Linked DNA regions of Mus musculus: region 1 is linked to region 2. The links are chromatin loops, found by intact Hi-C in ENCODE. Cell type or tissue: left cerebral cortex. All regions are shown on one strand. Each heading gives the region's core, and the rest is flanking DNA. Links, peaks and the distances in the headings are about the cores only. Region 1 holds the start of Ube2g1 (ubiquitin-conjugating enzyme E2G 1). Region 2 holds the start of Spns2 (spinster homolog 2).

The links. A loop is a pair of places that touch in the nucleus more often than their neighbours do. Peaks named below come from ENCODE experiments on the same cell type or tissue, not always from the same donor. Only the 100,000 strongest peaks of a DNase experiment are listed, where the experiment ranks them.
Region 1: it touches region 2 in a loop (4-fold over the local background); 2 of 42 quality-filtered maps call a loop at or near these places.

Annotation. Positions count from the first base shown.
Region 1 is chr11:72,606,061-72,608,956 of GRCm38, reverse strand. Ube2g1 (ubiquitin-conjugating enzyme E2G 1) reads right to left here and starts at 1,696. Exons shown (of 6, transcript NM_025985.4): 1 at 1,322-1,696. The coding sequence starts at 1,367. It overlaps Gm51906 (a long non-coding RNA gene), which reads left to right and starts at 1,794. Exons shown (of 4, transcript XR_003949712.1): 1 at 1,794-2,016. In left cerebral cortex, for the core only: a CTCF peak has its summit at 1,720; DNase peaks (open chromatin) are centred at 453, 1,205 and 1,780; H3K4me3 peaks cover 2,261 bases; H3K27ac peaks cover 2,113 bases.
Region 2 is chr11:72,488,975-72,491,870 of GRCm38, reverse strand. It overlaps Spns2 (spinster homolog 2), which reads left to right and starts at 1,951. Exons shown (of 13, transcript NM_153060.3): 1 at 1,951-2,445. The coding sequence starts at 2,076. In left cerebral cortex, for the core only: a CTCF peak has its summit at 1,750; DNase peaks (open chromatin) are centred at 482, 1,339, 1,838 and 2,398; H3K4me3 peaks cover 1,479 bases; H3K27ac peaks cover 1,821 bases.

The DNA of each region.
Region 1 (2,896 bases), core at 219-2,718, 120 kb before region 2:
ATAAGATGCAATAAATTGTTTAACTTCTTTCGAAAATATTTCTGATGGGGATTCTAACTTTTCCATCCACTTCAAATTGCTGTCCCACCTAGAATTTTAATACTTGTCCAAACCTGTTAGCTCATGGTCTAATAATAAACCTAATTATACAATCTGTAACAGCCCCTGTCGACCTTTTCCTTAAGAAGTCATAAAGGTGATTTAGCTGACACCTCAAACTCATAGAAATCTATTTCATTTATCAACATTCCGGCTTTCAGAAAGTTTAAAAGGGGGGTGGGGGGAGAGGACTGGCTACAGGTTGAGGAGGGGTGAAGTCGCCTGAACCAAGCCAGGCACACGCTTGGCGTAGGACAGCAGGGCTAACTACCGGTTCATTTCTCTTTAAATCTGGCAGCACGTGGGGCGGCATTGTGAAGGCACCAACCCGCCTCCTCCCTCCCCCCCTTCCACTCCGCACACGTACGCCTCCAGCGCGCATGCTCCGCTCACACAGTCCTAGCAGAGTAGGAGCCAACCCCCTAAAAAGTCAACCTGGAAGCCGCAAACGGCCAGAGGCCGGGACAATGGGGGAGGGGGACAGAGACTCCACGGGGGAGGCACTGAGCCGCCGCCCCTGGCCAGAGCCTAAGGCGGGCCGCAGCCCGGTGGCCGCGAGCCTGCGCGAAGGAGCCCGAGCCGTGCCCACGGAGCACAAAGCCCGGGCCGGCCAGCGAGCCGCTCTCCCCAGCGCCCGCGCCCACCCTCCCCCAGACGGGCGGCGCAGCCCGAGCTCGTGCCAGGCGGAGGCAGGCGAAGCGGAGTCGCGCTCCCCGCCGAGCCCCCCGGTGCCCCGCGTCAGCACCCGGGCCAGCCCCGCCGTCGCTTTTGTTGTCTGCCCTAACTCCGCGAACCCCGCGCTGCCGGGCCAGAAGTTTGGCGCGCCTCCCCTCTCCGGCCCCCGACACGGCTCGGACTCACAGCCGCGCGGGGACCCCGCAAGCTCCCGGGGTCCCCGAGGTTCCGCGGCCTCCGCCGCACCTGAGCCCGGGATCCGCCCCTCAGGGAGGGTCGGCCCGACCGGGACCCACGCCCCTCCCCCGCAACGCCCCAGTGCCGTGGGGGAGGGGGCAGCCGCCCAGGGCGTCCGGCCCGTCCGAGGGCGAGGCTGGGGAGCGTCCCCGCCCCCAACACCCTCCACAGCCGGGCCAGGAGTGTCGCCAGCTCGCCGCGACTCGCGGGCTCCCACCCTCGCGGCCCGCCACCACCCAGCCTCCGAGCGGGCGAGAGGAGGCGAGTGGCTCGGCAGTCCGCGATCGCGGCCCGGCGCCCCGCCGCTCACCTGCCAGCTGTCTTCGCAGTAGCAGCGCCGACTGCAGCTCCGTCATCCTCCCCACCGAGAGCCCGGGCCGCCACCGGGACTTCGACGGACTGGCGACAAGCTCTGCCGGTGCCTGGAGCTAGATGTGTGTTGAGGAACCCGGACCGGAGCGCCGAAGCCGCGGGGAGGCCGGTCTTGGGAGACCCGAGAAGCACCTCGCCGCCTATGCGAGTCCGCTCCGCTCGGCTTTCCTCGCTCAGCGCCTCACGCCCGGAAGGGGAGGGTACCCGGGCCGCCGCGGCGCGCACTGGGACTTCGCTCGCCCGCTTCCCTCCTCTGCCCGCCCGTCGGCCCCACCGGTGCCTTCCCCCGCCACTGCCTCACTGCGCGCAGGGCCGCTCCGCGCAAGCGCGCTGAGCCTGCCTCCTTCAGAAGCAGCACTCCTGCTAGCCCGACCCCTCGGCCCTGCTGCCCCGCCTCCGGCGGTGGAACCCCGCCCACCGCGCGCAGTGGGCTCAGCCCCGCCATCTTGGGAAGGTCCACGCCCGCCCAGCTGCGGAAGCGTCGGCTGGTAGACGCCCCGCGGACGCCATGACAAAGAGGTCGCGGAGGGTCAGGACGCTGCCTCCCGGTATAAGCAGGAGGTCTAAGCGTGATGGGACCAGAAGTGGTAGATGTTGGCGAGGACCCAGCAGCCATCCAACACTACATCGGAGGTGTGCGAATTAGTCATTGTTACAAAGCCGAATTTAGTACTGGTGTGCACCATTTTAAGCAGCCGCAAAATAGAGTGCATGGTGATAATTCATAAAGAATGCACAGAATGGTCCTTGAAATAAAAATGTTATGAGTCTCATAGCAGAAAACGTTTAAGTAAATAGTAAGACTGAGTAAAGTGCAGAGTTGTGATTAGCACAACCTGATAAATGGTTCGGATTCAGGTGGTATTCTCCTGTAATCTCAACACTTGAGGCTGAGGATTAGAAGACCCAGGTCCCCTTCGCTGCACAGTGATACCCAATCTCCGTCTGGGGATGAGGATCCATAATAGATCAGACTCCTCTAGAAAAGGCACCTACTATGTAAAGTCCAAGTGTGAAAGCCGAGATTAGGAAAAGTCAACCTTATCCAACCTCCTTGCCCATTTCCCAGTTGAGTGCTTTGTCAACACTGTAGCAATAAAGAAACAAAAAAGGGAAGGGGGAAAAGTAACATTGACACTCAATTTTGTTTCTTCTTTCTTTCTTTTAAAGATTTATTTACTTATGTATATGACTACACTGTTGTTCTCTTCAGACACACCAAGAGAGGTCATAGGATCCCATTACTGATGGTTGTGAGCCACCATGTTGCTGAGAATTGAACTCAGGACCTTTGGGAAATCAGCCAGTGTTCTTAACCGCTAAGCCATCTCTCCAGCCCCTTGCTTGTTCTTTCAATAAGTGTTTGTTCAATCCCTACTTCCCTGTACCTGGACTGTAGAAAACAAAAACTGTGCATAGGAAATCAGGTCCATTTCTACCCACAAAAGCATGAAGCTTCTGTGAACTCCAAGTAAAGTGAACAAGAGGAGCAGATTCCGTTAGGCATGTAATA
Region 2 (2,896 bases), core at 304-2,803:
GCCTGGGTAGAGTGCAAAGCCATCGTGCAGAGCCTCCTTCACAGATACACAGCTGGGCAGCATCCACAGCAGACATGGTCCTCTCGCTTGGCACAGCCACACAGATCTGGCCCCATGGAGCTTCTGGGTCTGTGCTTGTCTGCTAATCACCTGTTATCCCTGGCCACGCATTGAAACCCCCCCCACCCCCGCCCCCCGACTGACTTTACAGGCCAGAATCCAGCCAGCTGGAAAGAGGCAGCAGGCAACTTTCAGAATGAAATCTGTTTTCCTAACCTTCCGTCACAGTCATTCATACTCAACACGCCGAAGCATATTTTTAGTCAGTTCACAGAATTTAAAAGACACCTTGAAGGCGCCAAGAAACACCAGCTTGGGGATTAACTCTGCTCACTAAGACAGTGGAGTGTGTGTGTGTGTTCGTGTGTGTGTGTGTGTGTGTGTGTGTGTGTGTGTGTGTGTGTGTGTGTATGTGTGTGTGTGTGTGCTTGAGTGCCTTATGCTTTGTCATCCGTTGGCTATGCCATGACTCACTGTGGTTGACACCTTCACAAGATGTTCCTGTTGTGGACGTGGGCTCTGGAGCAGCCTGCACTAGCAAGATGATTTCAGGGCCCTGGCTTCGTACCAACCAGACCATTGACTAGTTGTCTGTTTATGACGGGTCACCTTGGTGACCTGAAGTCTGTCTGTGAAACAGACAGAAACCACTGGATATCTGAGGGGCTGAATTAAGTCTCCCCTGACTCTCTCATTTGAACCAAGGGTTTGGCACATACTAGGGAGAACATGCTATACTGGGTTTTAACTTCTTTCTTTCCTTTTACATATTTATTTATTTAGAGACGTGTTGGCCTGGACTCGCTGGCCTGGAACCTCGGAGTTTCACCTGCCTCTGCCTCCCAAATGATGGACTTACAAGAGAAGACTGTTCTTTACACAGAAGCTACCTAGCCATTCTCCAGAACTGACAACCCCCCCCCCCCCAACGTGCTCAACTACCTGGACTATATTCCCCCAATAGAAACAAAGACCCAGAAAGATAGAGGTTTCGTCCAATGTTAAGCCACACGCAAGAGCAGATATAGGCTAGGATCCAGCTTTCCAACTTTCACTAAGGGTTTTGGGGAGATGGTACCCCCCTCAAAGGCTTTTTCTGCTCCATCCCCTCTCCTTCTCGTTTGTCTGAGATTGGATCTCTCCTGACTCAGCCTCCCAAACGCTGGGGTTACAGGTGTAGGACACCCTGCCTGGCATTGAGGAGGCCCTCCTGGTTCTTTTGGGCTCTAATCCGAGCCCTGGTTCTCACAAGCTCCACTCTATGGGGGGTAGAGATATGGTCAGAGTGAGCCCAGGTCATAGCATGGAGGTGCTTCTCTATAGAGGAGAGCAATGGACCTTCATGAGGTCTGTGTCCTGGGTCCACCAATCATGTTTCTTAGGCAGCGCTGCCTAAACAGACTGAATTAAGGTGAGTAACTGTTGGAGTCAGCTCTACAACAGGTTCCCCAGTTTTGACCATCTGAGACTTTTTTTTTTTAATGCGTAGCTTAAGCCATGGGCCTTCCTCGGCCTCAGCCAGGGGTCCTCTCCCATCGCAGGGGCAGGGTGGAAGTTGAGTAGGGTCTGGGGTACCCTTCTTCCCTCACCTAAATCCTAATCGGTGCTGCAGCTCCCCGCAATCGCTTCCTGATCCCCGAGGGTTCCGTGGCCGCAGCGCTACTGCGTGACTTGCGCCCCCGTCAGGCGGGTGGGGCTGTGCGGCCAGGCGCCCCCGCACCCCCCGGGGCAGCACGTGCGGGGCGGGGCTGTGGCTTGAGCCCGGAGGTGATTGGGCACACGAGCTTGGTGGGCGGGGCCGGCCGCAGCTGTCAGAGCCGCCGGGGCCGCGCGTCTCACTGACTGAACAGTAGCAGCGGCGCAGCCAGGGCTGGAGCCCGAGCGCAGAAGCGGACGGGCCGGGCCGGGATGGTGCAGCGGCGGCTCCGCGGCGCGCGCACGCACTGAGCGGGCCCGGGCTGGGCCTCGCGTCCCCCGAGCCCCCCGCGCCCCCCGCCGCCCCGGCCCGGGCCGGCATGATGTGCCTGGAATGCGCCTCGGCGGCGGCGGGCGGCGCGGAGGAGGAGGAGGCGGACGCCGAGCGGCGGCGCCGGCGCCGGGGGGCGCAGCCAGGGGCTGGAGGTAGCGCTTGCTGCGGGGCGCGGGGTGTTGGGGGCGCTGGAGTCGTGTCCGCCGACGAAGAGGTGCAGACGTTGTCCGGCAGCGTGAGGCGGGTCCCGTCCGGACTCCCCAGCATCCCCAGCACCCCTGGCTGCGCAGCAGCTGCCAAGGGCCCCAGCGCGCCGCAGCCCAAACCGGCCAGCTTAGGCCGAGGGCGGGGGGCAGCTGCTGCCATCCTGAGTTTAGGCAACGTGCTCAACTACCTGGACAGGTACACTGTGGCAGGTGAGCAAATGCCCCATCTAGCCCGAGGACCAGGGCCCTTCCATCCCAGATGCCCTAGGGAGCTTTTGGTTGCCAGCTCCCTAGATCCAAGCCCTCTGGAGAGTCCCTAAGGACCCTCTGTTCAAGCGATGCTTTGGCGTTCCATGGGTCCAATCCAAAGCACCCCACGCTCCCCGTGTTAGGGATTGGTGGAGTTTCCACCCCTGGAGCAGCTTGTGAGCCTTCGCCAAGCCCTTGACGGCTCATCCGTTGTCCTCCCAGAGTCTCCTCTGCGTCTCTCTTGCCTTATCGCCTGTGCGCCCCCTTCCTCCACAGCCGCAGGTTCCCCGGCCTCTCCTCCTTTTCCCTTAGTCCAGGCCGTCTGTGCTTGCACGGCCCGTCTGTTCCTTCTTTCCTCGGTCTCAGCCACCCCCCTGCATGCGTGCGGCCAGTGTGTGCGCCTCTTGCGGGT